Regions from separate parts of the Mus musculus genome. Here all the other regions are linked to region 1. A link is a loop called in an ENCODE intact Hi-C map of the cell type or tissue named here. Cell type or tissue: left cerebral cortex. All regions are shown on one strand.

Evidence for each region. Peaks named below come from ENCODE experiments on the same cell type or tissue, not always from the same donor. Only the 100,000 strongest peaks of a DNase experiment are listed, where the experiment ranks them.
Region 2: it touches region 1 in a loop (4-fold over the local background); 3 of 42 quality-filtered maps call a loop at or near these places.
Region 3: a loop joins it to region 1, with 6 times the contacts of the local background. A loop is called at or near these places in 3 of 42 quality-filtered maps.

What each region holds. Positions count from the first base shown.
Region 1 is chr2:62,454,308-62,462,307 of GRCm38, forward strand. It overlaps Gm13561 (a long non-coding RNA gene), which reads left to right and starts at 810. Exons shown (of 4, transcript XR_001783319.2): 1 at 810-945; 2 at 6,698-6,796; 3 at 7,049-7,116. In left cerebral cortex, a CTCF peak has its summit at 4,039 (motif pointing left); DNase peaks (open chromatin) are centred at 885, 2,045, 2,837, 4,040 and 2 more places; H3K4me3 peaks cover 593 bases; H3K27ac peaks cover 5,411 bases.
Region 2 is chr2:62,281,728-62,289,727 of GRCm38, forward strand. It overlaps Slc4a10 (solute carrier family 4, sodium bicarbonate cotransporter-like, member 10), which reads left to right. Exons shown (of 26, transcript NM_033552.3): 15 at 147-252; 16 at 5,075-5,236; 17 at 6,981-7,094. Among named protein-coding and RNA genes, the nearest start is that of Dpp4, 130 kb to the right of the region's middle. In left cerebral cortex, a CTCF peak has its summit at 4,310 (motif pointing left); a DNase peak (open chromatin) is centred at 3,538.
Region 3 is chr2:62,509,458-62,517,457 of GRCm38, forward strand. Fap (fibroblast activation protein) reads right to left here. Exons shown (of 26, transcript NM_007986.3): 21 at 2,929-2,983. Among named protein-coding and RNA genes, the nearest start is that of Gcg, 30 kb to the left of the region's middle. In left cerebral cortex, no CTCF peak of the experiment used is centred here; DNase peaks (open chromatin) are centred at 4,217, 5,300 and 5,620; H3K27ac peaks cover 3,711 bases.

The DNA.
Region 1 (8,000 bases):
TCCCACACAGATGGGGTTGACTGCCTTAACATCTAATCCAGGGAGTGTGGAGTACTTTTAGCTCCAGAAGTAAAAGGACAGAGAAGCATTTTCCATAATGTATGGTCTCCTTCCACGTGTGCTCAATTTACCTCGTTTGCTTCTTGAGTTTCGCCATACACGCACTGTGCCCCTTGAGCCTGACTTACCGGCCAGCCCTCTGCTTGCTTGTGTCTGAAACTCAGTCCCAAGCTCTAAGCTCTTGATTTTTTGAACCAAATCATGTGGTGCTTCTCATTCTGTTGCCATGGATTTCTGTTTGGAGACTTGTCTGCCGCTGTTATCCTTCATGGTTCTCTTGGGTCTGGGTTCTAGCCTCGACTCTGTTTAAAAAAAAAAAAAAGCTACATAGCCGTAAGCAACTGTGTTAACTTGGTGAATCTCAGTTTCTTCATTCACACGATTGGGATAAAAACCAGGATACTGTAAACAAATAAGTGAATAAATGTGACAGCACCTAATTAAAAATTATAACACATACAATAGATATATGTGTGGTGTTAGTATAATAATAATCTTACTTGTGCCTTTATTCTTAATTATTGTCTCTGCCTTCCTTAACCCTTGCCTATGTCTCTGATCTTCAGAGCCAGAGAGAGTAAAAGCCATCTTCTCCCTGGATTATTTTCTAGGGACAGTGTCTTCCTATTAGGTCACACAAAGGCCAGCTATTTCCTTTCAAGCACAGGTCTTCTCTGTGGAGCGTTTTTCTCTCTGGCCTAACTTCCTAGTGACTACGGAAACCTGTAAAATCCCAGTTCAGCCAACGCCTCTCTCTCTTCTCTTGGAGCTGTCACAGAGGATAATCGGGACAGCAAAGTGTTCTGTTCTGGCAGCCAAGCGAAGTCTGGTTTTTTAAGGATAGAGAGAACAACTCTGGAAAATGCTGCCAACATCTCAAGGAAGGTAAGCCCTAAGTATTGATCGTTGGATTTGGCAATCTGGAAGTTGCTGACGAAACGGGGACAGACGTGTTGATTAGCTCGGGTTCAAACTAGAGCCAGCCGCAAAAGCTTACTTAAAGTCAAACAGGTAAAGACAGCTCATTTGCTAAATCAGAGAAATAAAGCCAAGTGATTGTGGCTGAAAGAGTAGAGGTAAGGAAGCAACATGTCTGCAGTTATGGCTTAAGTAGGTCAGAACACATAGGCTGGGACTCACCATGGAGGCTGGTCTCGGGGAACATAGACCGCTCAACAACAGTACTCACGGGAAGTGAAACACTTGCACACACAAGTAAGTGGGTGGGTAATTACTTCAGTTAATTACCCAGAGGAGGCAGAACTATCCATTATGAATGAGGTATTGGAATTTAAAAAAAAAGAAGGCAAGAAATAGTCACATATGACAGTGGAATAGTTAACAACTAGGGACATCTGATGCAATTGCTAGGCAGTGTTGGTCCCCCTTTTCATATTCACAGCCTTGCATCTGAGTCGATATCATCAGTGATTTCCTCTAGATATGTTCATCTCTATCAGCGCAGGTGCAGAGTAAGCGGAATGCTGTGTTCAAACCAATCAGGTGTACAGTTCAAAGAAAGCAAGGATGCTGAATATAAAAGCTGGATAGAAGGAGGGGTGAGGCTGCAGGGGAAACTAATGAGAAACCTAGAGGTTCCATTAATCGATGATGACTGATGGACAGAGAGATTGTGAGTGTAGATATGTAGGGATTGAGCTAAAGAAATAATATTCATATGTCGTCAGAAAAGTAAACAACACAGAGATCACGGAGCATCGCAGTTAGGGTCAGAATCAAAGAATGTATTCATGGAAATGAGTGGTCAAGGGTGTGTGTGTGTGTGTGTGTGTGTGTGTGTGTGTGTGTTGTATCCTCAATCTATAAATCTATAGTTGCCTCTTTCAAGATTTGGAACGGAAAGCATTGCAAGGCATCAGCTGCAGGGACACAGGCTCATCAAGAAGCTAGGGAACAGGAGGATGAGAAAGCATGAAGCATAATCATCTTTAACGGTAACAGGGAGAAACCAAGTAGACCGTGGCAGCGACAGGATGGAGGCGTGGATGAGGTCAACAATCTCAGTCCCCTCTAACATGTCCAGCTAACATGTCCCCGAGATTGATGGCAGAGAATGGGATGTGAAGAGTCACTCTGTACTCCCCAAATTATGTTTCAGTTTTAGCAAAATATATTAGAAAAGAAGCAGAGGAAGGAAGGCTTTGTACTGATTATAATTCAGTGACCACAATCCAGTTTCATAAACTAATCTCAAAAGAAAACCTGGGAACGCAGCTCTGGGTTTCCCGAAATGCTTTTCTTTCTGATGATCAGTATTTTCATCGTCGTCGTCGTCATCATTATCATCATCATCATCAATCATCATCAAAGACGTCGTTTGCTGCTATTTACTCTTTCTTATCCTGTGGTGTCATAGAGATGTCCAGAAGCTGCGTAGAATGAGCACAGGGATTGGGTGCAGAAGCAAAAGCAGAAATCCATCTTCTTCCCAGGCAAGAAGAAATCAGAGACACCAGGTGCTATACACAGGCCATTGTCTTTCTGTACTTTATCTGTTTTATAAAAGGTATTCTTCACGTAAAATTATACAGTGGGAGAATTCTAACTTAAAGTAAACAAGCAGTTATCAATTTGTTTTCATTTAGAATATGCTAAGCATAAACATATATTGCCCATACAAATATGGTGCCAGTATTTAAGAGAGCACAGGTTCCCTGACCTCAAAAACTTTAAGAACCTCTGACTTGCCACTTGCTGGAAGATGAAGGCTCTCCCAGGGAGAGGCTGAAGGGTAAGACACAGAGTCCTTCAGAGACTCCTGACACTGTGACCTGCAAGCAGGTTCTCTTCCCAGGGCAGTGGCTGGAACATGTGTAGGAAAGGCCTCAAAAAGTTCCGCTTGCTCTCGGCAGCTTTCCTAGTCTGGAGCATCACGAAGAACATTCATTTAGTAAGCAATTATTCTGACAATCTGAGCAATAAATGAGTCTCTTTTAGAAAGTAGCATTTTTTGCAATCTCCATGAAGTCTTGAGTATGAACACAATATATCACTATAGAAAATGTAGAGAATTCTGAAAAGTCTTAAAAACATGAATTTTATTTCCCCGAGAAGATAATTAGCATATACATTTCCTTTCTGTTTTAAACAAAGTTATCATGATTAATATTTAAGTTGTTACTTTATGCCTAGTGTAGTTTTTAACCCCTTTTAATAACTGTTTTCTGTTTTGCTAATCAATTGGCATTATTATATATATGGAGTAAAATATTCTCTTTGAGTTACACAAATAAATGTATACTTCTGCAATTGTACATGATCAGTCATTCCACATTATTAGCTTTTATAATAATGAATACAACCTTACTAAAATATTAATTTAGTTTACACACATTCACTCCTGCAAAAATGTATATCACAGATGCAAAAGTGTTTATTTTACTACTGACAAAAATATAATAAAGATGTAACTTCCTCCCAGATTGCATGCTCCTTTATTATTTTTGCTATTGTTATAACTTATTGAGAACTTAAACAAAATTCGTGTTTTCCTTCCTTTGTAACATAATTAAATGCAGTTGGATTTTGTTTTGGAAAATTGTAAATAAGGAAGATTATGGAAATAACGATATCATTGAAGGGAAATAATGATTGCAACAATATCAAAATGTACTGTAAAACAAGAAAAAATAAAACAGTATGGTTTGATAATAAAGACTGAGAAATGAAAATACCTCCTGGGAAATAGCCGAGCAAGCCTGAAATTGGTGTTTAAGTATAGACAGTCTCACCAATATGCCGCAACACTAATAAACGTTCAAAAAGCGTTGCAAAAACTACCATGGCTTTTTTCTTTTTCTTTTCTTTCTTTCTTTTTTTTTTTTTAATCTTCTTTTCTTCCTTTTTTTTTTTTTTTTTTTTTTTTTTCCTCCCGAAAGAACACAAATTCCTTTTCTAAAACAGCTAGTTTAGGGAGATAAAATTGGAAGAAAAGATGTATGGTGCCATCTAGTGGTCTTTCATATAACTGCACAATACTGTTCTATGTCGTTTCCATTCGCAAAAATTAAAATTCTTCGAAGAATCGAGAAAGGTAAATTGTTTATTAATAAAATATTTAATGCATACTTCCTCAGCACTAATTTAAGAGAAGTCTAATTTTAGTGCTGTTAAGGTGATTGTTAGGTCCTCAGAGATTAAGGTAGGCTGTGTAATTATCTGTACTTAACGTACAAGAAATTACAGTTCCAGACATTTACATAAACAAGCATGCCAACCTGTCATACTTTTTTTTAGTAACACAATGAAACAAAAGAACAATTTGAATAAAAGCACGCTGATTGAAAATTCATATATGGGAGCAGAACCTGCCAGCCGTTATAAGTTCTGAATAAAGAACACAATTTGAGAAACCTGTTCTTTGGATTGAGGTGCCGGAGGCTTGGCGCTTGCCCTCAGCTGTTGCTAGTGTGGCCAAGTAGTTCCTGGAACGACTGGAGACTCCATCTTTTCTCCCAGCCTCCAGGTAGGAGCTACACACATCTGTGACCATCGCCACACTGATTGTCTGCATCCGTCCCCATCAAACAAACCAAAGGTCCTACATTCACACGGAGAAAACTTACAAAGCAGCCCTTCCGGTTCAGAGAACAAGTTCACCCTGCCCCTAAGGTGCCTGCAGCAATAGTTCCCTGCTGTAATGAACGCCTTCTCCCCGAAAAAGTCTCCGTGGACCATTGTTAGTCCCCTTCGCTGGAATTTGGGGTCTGCCAGTGAGATAATGGGACCAGTGTATTCCTGGCTTGTCATTGGCTGAAGCTTAAGATGTAGAAGCTTCAGGTGGTCACCTGAAGGGTCTGAATAACAAGGGGAGGCAGGGGGATGAAGTCCAAGGAGCAGTGATCAGAAGAGAAGGAAGAGTACCCTAACTAGATGCTGTTGCCCTGCTCAGCCTTATTGGGTTCTCCTTGATGTCTCAACACCTGCCTAGTGACCCCTTCATTTTGGTGAATCGTATGCAAATGCTTTTCTGTCTTTTGGTTCAGAAGTGTATTCTATCACTCAGCAGCCATATTTCTTCTATGCTGTGTCTGAGTTCTTTTGCATGACCTGTGAGAGCTCTCGTGACCTCTCGGTTTCCCTCACTTCTGGGTCTTTCCTTCTCCCCAACTGGCCTTTTACCCTTCTCTCTACACCGTAAGCACTAGCTGTATACAAATTTCACTTCGTGGGGTTTACCAGCCACTCTTCAGGCTATCCTGAGTGCTCCAGAAAACGTTTTATTATCTTTCCTCCCCAGCTTCGTTTTAACCTTCAGACACAAGTCCAAGTCCCTTAGGTCTCTCAGACTTGGATCGTTTTCTTGGCATCATCCCATCGATTATTCTGCATCCTGTTACTGCTTTGCTGACTCTGCGTCAAAAAAAAAAAAAAAAAAAAAAAAAATGGCCTCTTCCTTTGGAAGAGACTAAGCTCTTTGACGGATGGATGGTATTTGTCTCCCTGTGGCTTTGTACTGAACCTAGGCTATAGTAAGCACTACATATATGCCCAAAGAACTGACGAGACGTGTCTGTTAAGTGAAAACAAGTAAGGCTCAAGTTTGCTCTAAAACGTTTCCTGGGAAGGGCTGTGTCTAATTGACCTCGTTTCTCCTTCAGCTGGAGTTTGTAAATCCCCCACCACCACCACCACCACCACCGTTTTATGAGAGCTGTTGTTTCAGGTTTCAAAATGAGACTCCCCTTTTCAACGTGACTCTTACTTAAGTCAAAGCTGAATGCACACAATCGGTCTAAAGATTATCTCTATTTTGTGGACATGGGTGGTCCAGACACCCACAAGGAGATAAATAAATGTTTGAGGTGGGTCCTTCAATGATTTTTTTTCAATGGATGCCAATTTGGCAAGCTTGCCTGGGCCCTACCAGTGTGAGGAACCATGATTTTGGTATGATGTTGGGGAATTTGTGGCTCCCATCTGCTGGTTATCTCGCAAAATGTAGAGCTGAGAAAAATCACATACTGATTAAATCATAGAATCCCACACTTGGAAGGGACTTCATGAGATGATCGGGCCCGCCTCCTGAAGGTCAATGCATAAATCATCTTGTGCAGATGGCTGTTTATCCTATTTTTAAAGCTCTTTAAGGATGGAAATTACACAGCTTCTCTTGGTAGTCTGATCTTCATGGTCAAGAACTTCCCTTTTAAAAAGCCCCAGCTTCTCCCTGCAGTTTGGCTCACTTCCTCTTTTTGTCAGCTCGCTGCGAATGTGCACATGATCAGCGTCCCCTGCTAATTATCCCTGGCCCACTTCTCACACCCTTGCAACTAATTATTAAGAGCTATGCTGTTTCCCCTCCTAAGCGACACAGTCACAATGCCTTTAATTTTCAGGAGACTTATTTCCCCCATCCTATTATTTTTTTGTAATTTATTTATTTATTTATTTATTTTTGCCGTACCACCATCCTGTGGAAAACTGATAATTGCGCTTGTGCTCATGTCCAGATCAGTTGTCAATGGACAGCGAAGCCCCCTCACCTTGCTGTTTAGACTGCAACCTTTCCTTTTTGTTTCTCAAGTAGATTTTGTTCTGCAATAAATCTCAAGCTGTTTACTGTCAACCTGCTACATGGGGGAATCCCTCTTATTTATGTTGGTTCCTTTCTCAGAAATGCGTGTCCTGACCTCCAGGAAGTGAATATACTCAAACGGATTTGGCAATTGTGGTGAGGAAACTTGAGTTGAGGAGACAATACTGAATTATCCAGGTGAGCCCAGCATAGACACAAGAATGAAGATAATATAGAGGCAGGAGGATCTGGGTCAGAGACAAAGGGTGGGAGCAGATGTTGGGGTGATAGGTTTAAAGACGGACCGGGGCCACAAACCAAGGACTGGCGCCTCTTCACAGCTGGACAAATCGTGGCCAAATCGTCTACTGTTGAGTAGAGGGGGGAGGGAAGGGAGAGACAGAGGGGGCGGGGTTGGCTGGCTTATTCTTACAGTTTTTTCTCTTTCAGTACACATGGACGGACCCACCCAAGGTTCTGGCCGCATATATGGCAGAAGATGGCCTTGTTGGACATCAGTAAGATGAGAGGCCCTTGGGCTGAGGGGGTTCGATGCCCCAGTGTAGGGGAGTGCTAGGGTGGGAAGGTGGGAGTGGGTGGGTGGATGGGAAAGCACCCTTATAGAGGCAGGAGGAGGGTGGATAGGGTAGAGGGAAGACCTGGAAAGGGAATAACATTTGAAATGTAAATAAAGAAAATATCCAATAAAAGAAAAAAATAATAAAAGTGGTCAACAAATCAAAAAAAAAAAAAAAGGAAAACCTAAAATAAAAAAATAAAAAAGAAATTAGGGTTCAATGGCATACTAGGCAAATGCTCTCTCCCTGAGTTCCATCATTAGGTATCTTCTTACCTTTTGAGATAGGGTCTTAAAGTTGCCCAGGCTGGCCTCAAATTCATTCCTAACTGATGCTGCTCTTGAGTTTATAATCCTCTTTCCTCAGCCTCCCTTTTTATAGCTGGGATTATAGGCTTGCACTTCTAGGTCTGGCTTGATACTGGCTTCTGATTTGGAGGATTATAAGGGGATAAATTTGAAAGGACAAAGGTGTTGGAAATCTGTTAGCAACACAGAAAGAAACAGTGTCCGTTTATGAAGAAACGATCTCTGCTTGTCTTGAGGTTTTATTTTATGAACCTTTAGGGAGCCTGGGAAGGTTTATTATTTCCATCTTCCCAGCATACAAAGTCATATCAACAATAACAGATGTGTACCAGAAGATCAATAATGTCACTATTGCTTCTGGATTATTTAAAGTAATTCTTCTAGTGAGATTCACTTAGGAAGAGTTCTCTGTGAGGCCTTGCTCCATGAGCTTGGAATAGTTCCTCTGTGCCTCACAGAGGTATGAGAAAGGGATTAGCATGGTCACTTTTCTGGGGCTTCCAGACTTGAGGCAGC
Region 2 (8,000 bases), 170 kb before region 1:
TCCAAGAGTGGCTTAAATGACCCAACTTCTGGCCTCTCAGGTGGATGAATGCTCTACCTAAGGAAAATGAATCCTCAGGTGTATGCTTTGGATACAGTTTTAAAAAATCTGCTTCTTTCAGAAAAGGACTTATCTTGCTTTTTCAGATGTAACTGTATGGAGCCACATAGTCCCAGCAATGACACACTGAAGGAATGGCGGGAGTCCAACCTTTCTGCCTCTGACATAATCTGGGGGAACCTAACTGTGTCAGTAAGTAAAACATGGCAAAGGAACTCAAATCTGAGTCATTTACTGTCAAGACCTTTATTAGCATTTTTAATCAGTTATTGTGACTAAGTTAAGAATTTTGGAAATACAAACTTATACAAGTGATAGCTTTGTTTTAAAGTTCCCCAATTCAGATATCTGCCCATAACTGGGGCTTTTCATTCCTTTCTTTTCATAGACCTGCATCCCTCTGAAAGTTTACAGAAACAGAAGAAGGGTACACGTCAACTAAAAACATTAAATACTAATTAAAAGAAAAAGTTCTCTTTGTTTCTCAACAGATTCCTAACTTCTATTTTTATTCTGAATTCTACTAAAAAAAAAAAAGATAGGCTAGATCCATATTTCTACGTATAGTGGTTGAATTCTGTACCTGTGTTTTATTTCCTTATGCCTTTATTTGTAAATGTTTTCTCATGGGAACATTTCTCAGTTCTTACTCTTTACTTCATGTGTGAACATCTCTTAGACTCTGTATTCACAGGCTTCACTCATTTCTGTTCAGTGAAAACATAAAATTTGGGTAAAACCCAAGTGTTCTGCTTTAAAATAAGTATAAAAATCCCTGAGTAGCCCCACTTTCTTTCTGTTTCTTTCACTTATAATCATTACTATCCAAAACCTTTACCACCCTACCTACCTGTATGTTCTCAAATTTCTTTATAGCCATCAGCACAAACAAATTCTACTTCATTTGATTAATCACATACTATTTTAGTAAGTGATACAGTTAATGGAACATAGAAATATTTTGCTATAAAATCTCATAAGCCTTTAAATATATTATTTGAGAAGGATATGACCTTCTACCTTTATATATTGGGATTATAATATAATTACATTTCTCCCTCCCCTTTCTTTCCTGCAAGCGTTCCCATATATCCCTCCTTGCACTCTTAAAATTCATGGCCTCTTTTCTATTAGTCATATTACATGCATATATTAAATAGTTTAAGCTATGTCCAAGTATTCTTTAGAATAGTTGACTTGGAGATATTTTTGACTATACTCATGTATGCTTACAGAGTCAGAAATCTAAGTATACCAGCTTGCCATAAAGTTGAATTAAATAGCAAACATTTGAGTGAACATTGTTCAACATAATCATTTGGTGTTTATCAAACATTTGACCCTTTGATTTTGGTTCTTTCCCCTTACTGAGGTATATTCTGTTGTATATGTTCTTTCAGAATTAAAAATCAATTTACTTATTCTTGGTTTACAATTTAATCTTGACCTATATTTTATGATCTTTGTTTTCTCCTGCTCTCTGTCTCTCTTTAATCTTGACCTATATTTTATGATCTTTATTTTCTCCTGCTCTCTGTCTCTCTGTCTCTCTGTGTATGAGAGAGAGAGAGAGAGAGAGAGAGAGAGAGAGAGAGAGAGAGAGAGAGAGAGAGAGAGAACACATTAATGTTAAAATTTGTAGGTTACAAATTTTGCTTTTTACATCTAGGCATCTTGAAAACAGCAGAGCCCCTTGCGTTTCTTTAGAATAAACCTCCACTTACTCTTGTCTGCTGTTGTGGTCAACATTTATTCTTTTCAACCTATATTTCCCTAGAAAAGTAATGCAACCAGGGTTCTTGTTTCCAGAAAACCATTTAAATTAATCAGTAAAGGAAGTGATGGTGTGAACAAGAAAGGACAATGCAAATTTAGTGAGAAATTAGATCTGGGGTTGTGGTGGGGTCATGGTGAAATCATGGTGGAGTCATAGTGAGGTCATGGTAGGTGTGTAGGCAGTGAGTGGTGTGCTTTATCTACAAAGCTTCATTTTGGGTCACGTATTTCTATTTTCTCTTGATCACAAATTCAAAATAATCCAGTCTGAATTATTCAACCAAATTAAGTCATGTGTTGTTTTTCTCTAAATCATTTAATGCAAAATAGTAAAATTTATTCTATACATTAGCCAATCCAATTGATGATGTTAGCCACAAGTGAGTTATTTCAATTTTTTGCTTAAGAATTTTTAGTCAATATATCTAACAGTGTCTCCCTTTCCCCTCTTCATACAGAGCCTCCCACCTCTCTACCCACCCACCCTTTGAAAATAGAAGTTTTTGTACAATTAGAGGGTTATAAAAATATTTTAGATGCAAAACAAATTTAACACTTTATGCCTTATTTTAATTTTTAAAGTTCTCTACTATGAATTAATGTTACATAAGAAATGTCATATCATTTTCATCAGTTAATAGCAGATATTATTTTATTTCATCATAATATATCTTATAATTACTAACTTATACCTTGATAACTCAGTAAGGCAGAGAATCAAAATCAAAGGGCTAAATGTTTGGTAAACACCAAATGATTATGTTGAACTACGTTCACCTCACGTTTACTGTTTAATTCAACTTTATGGCAAGCTAATAGACTTAGACTTCTGTCTCTGTGCACTTACACAAGTACATCAGGAACATCTCAAAGCAAGGAGGGATATATGGAAATGTTTGGAGGAAGGAGGGGAGAGGGGAAATGTAATGGTATTATAATTATTGTTATTATATTGTAATTATATTTTAATTACATTGTAATTTCAAAAATCTTTAAAAACTAAAAAAGAAGGGAAAGTAATTATCAATTGCTTGAAATTTGTTTCAATGCTTTTTAGTCTCTTTCTATACATATATATATATATATATATATACATTTGAAAAGACATTAATAATTTCACATTCATATCTTCAAAATATACTAATAATTTCTATTTTAATTTTTACCAATTTATAGAATTGTTGAAATAGAATGTGTTGGAAGAGTAATTAGAATCTGTCAGCAAGTATCTTTTGAGTACTTACTATATTGTAAACCATGATAGACTAAAATGAAAGAAAGGCTTTGAAGTTTGTTTGCACGTCCAAAGGACTCCTTTTTCCCCTGTCTCTCTGTCTCTTCATTTCTTTGACTCTATCTCTGACTCTGTTTCTATCCCAAACCCCTCTCACTCTGTGTGTGTGTGGGGGGGGGGGGGTATATGTTGGACATGTAGATAGTATAAAGCTGAAAATAAATGTTGAATTCTGTAGTTACTTTTTACCTACAGAATTTACTTTTTAGAATCAGAGCCCCACCCTTGTTTCCTTGAAAAACAAGAAATAATAATACTTTACAGTTTGCTTTGAGTTGAGATAGCTAGCCTTGGCATTGGCGGTTATAGATAGGCAGTTGAATAATCTTTTCTTGCATCTGGCTTCTTAGGAGTAGAGCATCTGACCCACCTACATCCAAAGAATTCATAGAAGCCTTTCAGACATGCACAAAAGACTGCAGGTGCTCACAAATCACTATGTGCTGTGTGGGACTCCCACTTCCTCTGCTTAGACATCCTGGTGCACGTAACACTGCTTAGCAATTGTTCCAAGCATTTCTAAATGCACACAAAAAGAGACTGGAAATGTCAAAGATTTTTTTTCAAAATTTATTTATTAAGTTTAAGAAGGAAAATTAAAGCTATAAATAAGGCTAAGAGGTTTATTATTATTATTATTATCATTATTATTATTATTATGCAGTTCTTCAGTAGCTTAGTTTCTGTTCTCTGAATCATCTTAACATGAATAATTGAAATTTAGCTAATAATAAAGACAGTGTGGTGTCTGTTACATGGCTCTAAGTTATTCTGATTTTTCAAGAACCTTTAGACTCAGTACCTATGTCAAGAAGAAGTTGGTTGTTGCTTGCTTCCGGATGACAATGTGGCCACTTATTTATTTTAAATATTTCGGAGGAGTTTGTTTTATTCTAGAGTGAACTCAGGCGCTTGAAGTTTGGTTCAGTGAAAACAGCATATCTCTAAATTTTCTTTGACTATTCCACAAAGCAAGTCTTGTTCAGGGTCACAATACCTAGATGAATAAAAATTTTCCTGGCTTCTTTAAGCTGATATTTTCTATTTGTTTTGAATACAGTAATATAATTTTTAGAATATGAACGTTTTCCAAGATGACTTAGAAATATTTTTTCCTTTCAAAATATTTAATGCTTACATAAAATGCTGTTTTTCCCCCTTGAAGTTCTTTTTGACTTTGCTGCCACCTAATGGCTAAGACAGTAATTAATTTTTTTCTTTTTCTTTTTCTTTTCTTTTTTTTTTTTAACCTTTTTTTCCCCTTAAAAAACAAAACATAACAAACAAACATAAAAGCAGAAGAAATTCCGTGGGAAAGCAGAGCAAGCATGACCCTCTCCTTGTTCATGTAGGAATTTCTTTATCATTTCTTATTTGAATTCAACAATTACCGTATACGATTCAAATTTCCATTTCTTTAAATATATATCATCATTTTTGTTATCTTTCATAGCCTTCTTAGTATTGTTGAACTAGTTTTTAAAAATAATTACTGTTCTGCACTAGTCTATAATGCCTACCACAAGAGCGGTGCATGTACCCAGCTCTACCACATAGCATTAGTGAGGCTGAAAAAACATTGCTTAGTTTCTCCATGTCTCAGCTTTCTCTGGTATCAAATATAAATGAAAATATCTGTCTATGGTGTTGGTGTGAAAAAAACTAAAATGACATATTTAAATGCTTTATTATATTTCTGATGTTAGTACAAACTACATTATCAAACTTATCACATTTAAAATATATCTGTTATCTTGAACTTAATCGATGTCAGATTTAAACCCTATCCAAGTAGAACTTGAAATCAAGTGTCATACCTCTTAAGTTCTCTGTGGGAGCCATGGGTGAGCAGTCTAGGTGTCTCAGCTGCGTTTGATAGGGTGTTAGTTTTCTGAAAGAAATGCACTAAGTGTTCTTTACCAGTTGTGTTTCCCTTCCTCTCAGGAGTGCAGATCACTGCACGGGGAGTATGTCGGGCGAGCCTGTGGCCATGGCCACCCCTACGTGCCAGATGTTCTCTTCTGGTCGGTGATCCTGTTCTTCTCCACAGTTACCATGTCAGCCACCCTGAAGCAGTTCAAGACCAGCCGCTATTTCCCAACCAAGGTACTTGGGTTTAAATATTTCTGATCCAAATATAAACTAAATATTCTACATGCTCAAGGTTAGGGGAGAGTTACTGATGGAATGACATGAACTGGTAGAAAGGTTCTGAGAGAACTGGCAAGCTAGATTTAGGTCCTAGAACAGGGCTGGGAAGAAGCCCTTTGTGACATAGCTACCAGAGGTGGCACAAGCTCTTCTGCTTTCCTTCAAACTGAAAGGTCAACACTTCCCTTCCCATGTACAGATTTGGAAAGTCAAAGCATAGGCCATATTAGTGATTGTCACTTTCTTTCCCAGGGAGCAGTGGGGCCTATGCCAGCCTGACAGGAACCAGTGTTACAGTCTCTACATGGAGAAGCCTGGCACTGTGCACTAGGACACAATTTTCTTTTCTTTTTTTAAATGCATCAGTCCTTTACCCTAAGCCACCATGCTTGTATCTGTATATTTGAGAAAGGAAACAGGGAATCAACTGAGTTCAATATTTAACACTACAACATAAAAATCTGTGAGGTCTGAGTCCACCATGAAAAGGTCCAGGATGAGATTTAACAAACACACACACACACACACACAGACACAGACACACACACACACACACTCAGACACACACACACTCAGACACACACACAGAGGAAACAAATGTTTTTCAGACTGAGGTAAATATCTCAAAAAAATTCCACTTTGGTAAACAAGAAGAGTTCCTTCCAGAGACTGCTGCTTTTTCGGTCACTATCTTCTTCACGAAAGTTAACAGGCTTATCTCCTCCACCTTTCAGCTGAACCATTCTCTATGTCAGAATCTAACGACTTTGTTCATGGGTTGCAACAGCATACTAATAGAAAGCAAATGTTACTGATAGTTTTTAAGAGTAACTACTCAAAAATGTCCTTGGAGAGCTTGGGAGATGGCGTAGTCTGTGAAGTGCTTGCTCTGTAAACATAAGAACCTAAACCCAGGGTCCAAGAACCTATGGTAAAGGGCTGGGGGTGGGGGTGGGGGTGCCGGAGAGCTGGGTGTATTGGTGCACACCTGTGGTCCCAGAGATCACAGTGAGATTGCAGGGGGAAAGAGGTGAATCCTTCGTGTGCCTTTGCCTGAGCTATTGGATGAGGTTCCAGGCCAGTGAGAAATGGGGCCAGCATCTCAGGAGGTTTTTCTCTGACTTGCACATGTGCACCATGAACTGTGCACCACTGCACAATGGCTTTCTACAATGAGAAATGGTTTGAAAAATGGCTTATATAAAGTTCATTTTATATCAAAGAAATTTTTAAATTTGCCTACATCATTGTGTATATTAGTAATTGTCATACCTTAAGTAATTAAAACACGCTTCTTTAATAAAAGCAGGTAATGCCATTTAGTGGTCCTTTGGATTCATAATGTTAAAATATAATGTGTATTCAAGAGACCTAAAATTCACCTGATGCAGGCCAGACAACTTTATTCTGTGTTCCAAATTTTCACATACTTGGGTTTATAATAGATACTTTAAATGAATATGAAAAAGAAAATGACCACCATTATTTCAGTTCAATAAATCTTTATTCTGAAAAAGTGTGGGTGAGAGACATAGATGTATTCAGACTGTAGCATAGCATAGCTAATGATACTATGTTACAATGTGCATACGGAGTAACATCATGATATTATGTCACAGCGGTCATATTCAAGACTGCTCCTGAATATTTCTAGTTATTTATAGCTCCCTCAAAGTAACAATATTTTCATTATTTTTAGGTTCGATCCATAGTGAGTGATTTTGCGGTTTTTCTTACAATTCTGTGTATGGTTTTAATTGACTATGCCATTGGGATCCCATCACCAAAACTACAAGTACCAAGCGTTTTCAAGGTGAATTTATCTAGCATGTAACATCTATCTGCTTTTCTATTCCTCTGTATCTAATAGATGATCTGTGACCCAGTATAAGAAACTTTTATGAGAACATGAGCAATATGCATTAATAGATTAAGAAATAAATTGTTGTCTGGTATTAAAAAGAATAATAAAATTGAAACTTCAAGACTGCTTAAACATTTCCTATCACCCATTAGAGTTGAAAGATATGCAAACAGTACAGCATGCCTACAAACCAAGGAAGCATTCTGAAACTGAGGGACATGCATTTTTGTGAGGGAAAACTGCAGAGTGAATAGGGTTTGAAAAACAGATACTAGGCTTGGGATAAGTATACCAACCATATTATGATGGCAGGACAGCCCTTGATGCCAGCAAATTTACTGCCTCAGCCTGTTTTCTCATCTGTCAAACAGAGCTAGGGACTTAATCGGAGAATCATTTGCTGTCATAATGAATTCCTCTGGGACTCATTTCCAGCAGCAGCCCTGTTTTGAACCTTTTGCTGAGCTTATGATATGGCTCAGTTTCTGGTTTTTTGTTTTGTTTTGTTTTGGTTTTCATTTTTCATATAGTAGCCTGTGCACACACCTGAAATAAGTTACTATATTACACCAAAACCTTCTATTTATATATCCACTAAACTAAAAGAAAGCTCTGCCTTGTTTCTAGCATAGTGTACAATGTGCAATCTTAAATGTAGACAAATTTGCATACAGTAAATAGTAGGTATTGGTGTTACTTATTAAATACAGGTATTGATTGAGAATGATGTTTTAATTAGTCTGCTGGAGTTAAAATTTGACCTCAATTAATTATTAACCCTGGAACCTTAGACAACTTACTACGGCACTCTATGCCTCAATTTCATCCCTACTATGCTATGAAGAGAAAATGGGT
Region 3 (8,000 bases), 55 kb after region 1:
GACCCAAAGCATCAGCATTATCTAGAATATGATCATAAATGCCAGTTCTGAGCCTTAGCAGACTCTCTGGTGGTAAGGATCTGGAAGCTGTGTTTTAATAAGCTTTTTGGGTGATAGATATATGCCTAACATTTGAGAAGTTCTGCCTCAATGACTCATGAAGAAACTCAAACTAAACAATGCCATTGGGGATAGTAATAGCTATTCAACAGCTTGAAGTGGAAAAAAAGAGTTCACTCATTATCAGAATTTTGGACTCGGAAAAAGGCCTAAAGGTAAGAAGCTTTTAAGCTTTCTAATTTGGATGACTCAGTAAATGATGAGGTCTTCAGAGATGATGAAGATTTGTTTTATAGTAGTCCATATTAAGGTTAGTTGGGAGTAAACTAAGAATGGTGCCCATGTATGCTGTGTCCTGGAGAGATGACAGACAAGCAACTGAATTATAAGACTCAGAAGAAAAGGGGCTGCAAAAGGCCAGATTCTGCAACCATATCATGCTTGAAACCCCAGAGTTTGCTCCAATGGCCTACAGAGCATTGATGGGCGAAGACCATACTCAGAGGCATACTAACATTTAAGGAACCCATAGACTCACGATCACAGAGGCACAGAATACAAAAAGCTACACACGCTTTCCTTTGTGTGGCCAAGTAGGTCCTTGTTATCTGATGACTTACTTCTCCAGACATCTCCAAACTTTATGAGTCTTTAGCCTTTCAAAGTTTTTCATACTCTTGACCAACTCACAAATGCTTCTTTGCTTTATCAAGATGAGAATAAATGTGGTCTTCACATTCTGGAATGCCCATTTACTAAACTATTATTGACTATCAAAGATGCTGATTCATATCTGGTATCTCTATTAGCTCTCACAGACACAATTAACTACATTCCTCTCTGCTGTTATGCACAAAAAGTATATCTCTCCATAAACATGTGATTTCTATATTCTTCCCCTATATGAAAGTCAAATTTAGGGCTGAATCACTCTTTTATCCATAAGAATCCAGTGTGAGGGCTGGAGATGTGATTCTGTACATATAGTGCTTGCCTTGCATGCATAAAGACCAAGGTAGAACTCCACTATCATGTAAAATTGGGGAAAGTAATTCATGTTTGTCATCCCAGGGCCTGGAAGGTAGATTCAGGAAGAACAGAAGTTCCAGGTCATTCGCAGATATATAGGTAGTTGAAAGGTAATCTGAGATGCATGAGACTGTGTCAGAAAAAAATAAAATAAATTGGCTAACAGGTGACCTAGATGAGATATAATGATGATTTACAAGGATGAAGGAATGGATGTCAGAGACCAGACATATGTGTTAATGGATTGCCCCAAACTGGAAGAACTGATATATAAAGAGGCATAGCATTATGGGCACCTTGTTTCCTCCAGCCACTTGGGGTCTACTCAGGTATGGCATGCATTGACAAGCCACTCATTGCTTTCTTCTTTAAAAATTGCTCCTACAAATCTGCTTCATGACCATGACTATGTGAAAGAGTTGGCAGTGCAATAAAAATAAAATACTATTTCTTCTGATGGTATTTACACAATCAGATATGGTAAGCTTCTTTTATTGAAGGATTCTGGGTTGATATAAATGCACTGCTGGGTGATGAGTGAGTTTTCAGGTGAGCCCGTATAGAAGATTCTCTACCAAACTAATACCTAACCATGTTCAGTAAGTGAAATGGAATGTTCTAGTTTATGGTTACTCAGAACCTACAGCAAAAAATAAAGCATCGCTCTAAGCAAAATGTTAATGATTATACATGATTTCCTTAGAATGAGACTCTGTCAAAGATCTACTTTAGACATTTCACCAAAAATAAACAAACAAACAAACAAAAAATGGATAGTAGCAAAGGTCTTATCTGAAATATTCCCCTATAAAAACATTTCACTTGCTTCTACCCATTTGAATCCACCCTGCTTAGAAACTTAACATTGGGTAGTTTTGAGAAGGAACAACTGGATTGCAGTAACAATTTTCTCCAAATTCCTAACAGCCCTTTATCTGGTCGCTGAGCTCGGAGCTGAGCTGGATATTGCAGATTCTGTTCAATGCAGGGGTTTCACTCCCTCCATCCATCCTGTGCAGGCTTCTCTCACAGAAAACAGCCAACACAAACAACCCAAGCCCAACTGACTGCAAGTTGACTTGCAAATGTCCAAATCCAGACCAAAATGTGAAGCAGGGAGACTTCTTTGAAGGGTAATTATCATAATTCATAATGGGCAAACTTAAACTTTCCCAATATTTCCCTAGAGTCTCCAATGACTTCATTGCTCACAATTAATAAAGTCTGGCACTCAGTTTTGTGTTTATTATTAATAAATGTATCAGTCCTTACAAGTGGGGGGAGTGTCATTTCCAAAACCAAGAGCTAAGGAGACAAACAATGCTTACTTTCAGATTAGGACCAATGCACATTGGGTCTAAGGGATACTTTGATCTTCCCCAAAGACAAAAATGCCTAACAGCTCTGTTAGGATTATACTGGTCTAGATAGATACTAAGCAATTTTTATACCAAAAGTTCCTATCATTTCAACCCTTAGCTCAGATTTTTATAAAAAAGAAATATAAAACATAAAATAAATATTAAATCAGGGAGGCAATCAAACCTTTGAAGGGCATAGTTCAGTTCAATATGCTACAATTTAGTATTAAAAATTAAGTAAAAATGTGTCAATTATGGATTCATTTGATATACAGTGAAGAAATTAAATCAGAAAAAAAAGGAACAAACACTTAAAACCACCACTTCAAAGCTGTTATTATCCAAATTGACTGTTTCTATTGACAGATTAAATTATGTTGCAATACTGACATTTCATGCAAAACCTTCTAAGTGAATACTTTCGAAAATGAGGATTACCGAACTGAGTAACAGGCAGAGAATGTATAAAACAACTCACCCAGCCCCATATGGCTATTCTTTCTTCATCAATGAAACCCATTTCTATGAATTTTCTGAAGTGGAAGAAACAAATTTTTAGAATTTTAATTGTGTACACATGACATTTACTTCATTACACAAGCATATTTAATCCAAAGATTTAATAGAAACGCTCCATCTCTTTGTTTAAACACGTGCATAATAAGGCTGCATTTACAAATAACTAAAATAATATTGTTATGTCTTCTACAGAGGATAAAAGAATCATCTTAGACTCCACTCTTCATCCTTATTGATCCCAGGGCCCTCAGGTCCAATGTTTGAATCTTGTGGGTTATCAAAGCCTGTCCCCAGATTGCCTCGTTAGAATACAATGACATTGCTACTAGTACCAAATTTCCAAATCCTTGGGTCTTGGAAAGGATATTTGCTTCACTGCTGATTCAGTTTTTATTAAAGTTGTATCACTTTATTTGCATAATTGTTGATAACCATCATTTGATATTAAATCCTGTATTCAGTGAAAAACAAATCTATTCTTGCCGTTCAGAGCCCTCCAATTTACTATGGTATGGACAACCAAATATATCTATACGTATCCTTTAAAAATGTTAAATGATTTGCTCGGCTCCATCACATTTCCAAAACGTTTTCAAAATAATTTTTTCCCTTAGGAATAACAGACTACAAAAAAAACAAAAACAAAACAAAACAAACAAACAAACAAAAAAAAACGTTTAAAAGTCCCGGGAAGCCTCCAAAGCAATGTTTGCTGTTCATTTTTACCTTGATTCTCTTGTATTCTAGAGAAAATGAGACTTATTGGGAGAATGGGTTGAGAGCCTCAAGTAAACTTTATAGAGATCAGAAGCAAGGGAAGAAAGAAGGGGTGACCGGAGTGAGTGGGCCCTGGAGAGCGCCACAGCAGACAGATGGAAGGGAGGGACCCCGTGAGGCACAGTCTCCAAAACACATTGGTGTGGCCTCTGCTTTCTCTTTATGCCTTTCTCGTTCGTTCTCCGGAAGTAGAACACGCATGTCTGTTGTTGTTGTTGTTGTTGTTGTTGTTGTTGTTGTTGTTGTTGTTGTTAATGGAATAATGGACTTTCTCCTTTTCTTTTGTTGTTCTGGGAATCGAACCCAGGTCCTTAGGTTTCCTATGCTAGTGCTCTACCTCTGAACCCTTTTTGCCAGCTCTCTAGAATTACTTAAAGGGATTTTATAGCAACCATTTCGCTCATTGCATCGACTCAGCATGCACGTTTCTGACGCACTGAGGAGTTGGGCAAATGCCCGGGACAAACAGATGGGAAGAGGCCCCGTTAGTCACAGCTTACCCGACACGAATTCTGAAGGACACTGAGTGTACAGGGAAGAAATGGAGTAGCGAATGGAAAATTGCTACCTGTGTGGAAGCTGATCAAGGAAAAGCGAGCAGATGTGCAGGAGACGCGTGGCCGGCCCTTCAGCCATTCCCCCACACGTTTCAAAATCAAAATGGGAGTTGAGAAGGTTCGCTTTCTTGTTAAAAGATAGTGTCACTACTGGTGTTGGAAGACAGTTTTGAGCCATAAAATCGGTCATGATTTTATGATCTTGCAGAGGCTAACAATCATATTGCCTTGCATCTGGGGCACAAAGCAAATAACAGGTGATACATAGGAACAGGAAATTCTTATCCGCTCCCTGGCTAGGTTTATTCTGAAAGGATGACATTTACAGGAAATGATAGTTTGGTGGTTAACATGGAAATGAAACATTAACACTTAATGTGGCAGAACTAGGCTAAAGGTTAGCTAGATAATACAAGCTTTTGAGATCAACAAGGCTCCATAAATTTCATCCTCAAAACCTGAAAAGCTTCCTGGAAGGCGAGATATCAGAAACTATTGATAATATGTATTAATCAACACAGTCAAAGTAACACACGAATAAGGTGTTTTTGTAATATTAGAGATTAAATTAAACTTTACATATTTTCCCCACTTTAAAAAAATGACTCTGGGCTAAGGTCATCTTGAAACCTAGTGACTGATTATGCTATTTGAGAAATTTTCTTTTGACACTATCTGTAAGTGTGATAATATATTTTTTCTCTTTCAATTTTTCATCATTAACCCTTAAATCACATAAAATTAAGACTATGGGACTATATACAATGCCGAATATACTCCCAATAAATGGAGCTGACCCTATAATCTCTGAAATTTTGTGATTGTCTTAAATGTGGAATTTTCCAAGAAGCCTGAAGAAACCGTGTTCCTTCTCCTCCAGCACTTGTGAACTCGCTACCATCTGTTCCTTACAGATATTCTCATGCACGGGCAGGCTATGAGGTGAGGTCTGCTCTTCCTCTGTTTTCTACTTTGTTTGCCTTTATTAGCTTGGCTTGGCTGGTACTTACTGTTGTTTTCAAATGCACATGCATGGTTTTCTGTTGACATGTAGAAAATTCGCCTATATAAAATTTTATAAGAGATTCAAGGAAAACAGTTCCGTTTCTGGGTTGATTCGAGAGTGACAGCCAAGGGCTTGCAAACCCGTTTCTTCAAGTTAGGTGTTCACTGTCTGATTCCTAAAAGGCTTCCTTGGGAGATAGGGGGTTGGATCACTCTCGGGATCATCTCAGTCTTTCCTTTTTAGCCTTTTGTGAAGAACTGGATCCTAAGGTCTCTTTTACATGTTCATGTAACAGATTTCAAACAAAGCTAGGGCCAGCCCAGGAGCTCTCTGCACTGCTGCATGTGTTGCCTGAATGGGTCTTGCAGCTGCTCTATGATCTATGCTTCATGAGGGACTTACTAAAAATCCCATCTAACAGTAATGCTTCCCCTTAGAGCACCACCTATCCATGTTTACCAGATTGTAAATGCATTGGAAGCAAGGATTGCACTGCTTTGTACAGAGTGTAATATGGTGACACATATTAAAACCTGGCATGCATTAAGTAGCTGAGCACATGGTAGTGGTATCCTTGCCCTATATCAGGAGAGCTTTCTTTCTCCAGATAACATTCTAGGAAAAAAGGTTCAGGGAAAGAAATGGCCACCAGTTACTGCCTCTATTACATCTTCAATCAAGTACTAAAGACAAGTTAGTATTATTACAAAATTGATAGACAGGATTCAAGACTCTGTGTCTTATACACTGAATGCCAAAAATAACAATTTTCATTAAGGTCCTTACAGGGGCTTCCGATCTATACTTTTATTTCATCCATAAGAGCAAATTAAGGATTCATTTCTTGTTGAGTACTATATCTGTGATAGTAAATCAATGGTCTAAATACCATGACAGAGTTTGCTGTTAGTGAGCTGTGTGATTTCGGTTGTTTTAACCCAAAGCCAAAACAAACCACCCTATAATTCTGTGGAACCTTAGAAAGCATTTAAACTCAAGACACGATGCATAATTTTTTTTATCGTCATGCCTTTGCCAAATTTTTGGTTTTAGTTCAAATATTAACAGACAAGATCCAAGTTATGCCTCTAGCAAATTACCCAAAAAATTAAAGCTGGAAGGCCAACAAATGTGTTCATACTCTTTACAGGGTACATCAAAGTCTGGGAAAACTAAGCTGAGGCTTTAGCTCAGTAGGTAAGGATTTAGCTCCTGGACTTGCCTTCTAACACTGCAAAAACAAAAACAAACAAGCAAAAGCAGAGTACAAAATCCTCTGTTGCTTCAGTGGAGTTAATCTTGAACTGTTTCTTCATTGGACAAAATTCTTCCAAATAAATTAATAGTAAAAATATCAAGTCTGGATCAATGAAGATCATGCAGCTTCCAAAGGTGAGAGGCGAATTATAAATTTTGATGTTCTTTAACAAGATAATCATTAACTTACTATCTCTTATTAAAATTGACTGCTCTGACTGAACAAGTTTTGTCTGTGCATAAATGACTATTCACTAAAGGGAAGAAATGTCAAATGGATAAGTCATGACTGCCTTTCTAAAATAAAATTAGTTACATATGAATCTAAATTTTTCTACTTTGACTAGAGTCAGAAATACAATAAATAGATAGATTGAGAAAGCAAGAAAGCAAGAAAGCAAGAAAGCAAGAAAGCAAGAAAGCAAGAAAGCAAGAAAGCAAGAAAGCAAGAAAGCAAGAAAGAAAGAAAGAAAGAAAGAAAGAAAGAAAGAAAGAAAGAAAGAAAGAAAGAGCTGTCTAGACCTATTTCCTAGCTGTTAAATTAAATTTGTTTTGTATATGTTGATCAATATTGCTAGTATCAGTGACACTAAAGGGATAAGAGATATTCTACTGAGTTTTTTTAAATTGATCTTTGTTGTGAATCATTATTCAGTCTTTAGCTGTTGCAGGTGTAAAATCATCTATATCTATGAGTGCAACCAGCCAGCTAGCCCATAGCTGCCAGACTGGTAGACTCTTATTCACTAGCTTCACTTCCTCACTCTACAGTAAGAAGAGTTCAGGGCAATCCTGTCTACTGTCCTTAGTACGGTAGTGTTTTATCGACAACACTGTTTTAGATTCTAACAAAAGACAATGGGTCCATTAACTGTGGTTAGAAATATAGCTGAGAAAGAAGAAATTAGATCTGTCTTCCTTCTAAATGTTTTCAGAATATCACATCTATTATATGAAAACAGGAGCTTTTTGACAAATGAAAATTGGCATCTACTCTCATGATAGCATAGTAAAAACAACAGCAAGATTATTCACAAATGAACTTCCAACACCTAGGACGTGCAGTGACTATGAAAATCTGAACCAATTCTAAAGAGGTGGACTGACAACAATTGAAGATATTCATGTTTACTAATGATATCACTAAACTTATGTAATTTTTCTTTTTGTCTTTTCAATTGTGGGCCATGGTAATCAATAAAAAGTGCAGTTGGAATGTCTTAGATCTACCAAGCAGTTTTCTTCACCTTTATTAGCCCATTCCCATGAACAGCTTTCCCTTTATTGACCAAGAAGATCCCTTTAAGAATAATAATACATTTGTACCAAGTCAATAAGCCAAACTGAAACAGAATGAAGTCATCAGGAATTGTAAACGTGACTGAAACTATGGCTCAGAGGCAGGACAAACCCATCGTGTTCAGGGGCCCCTGT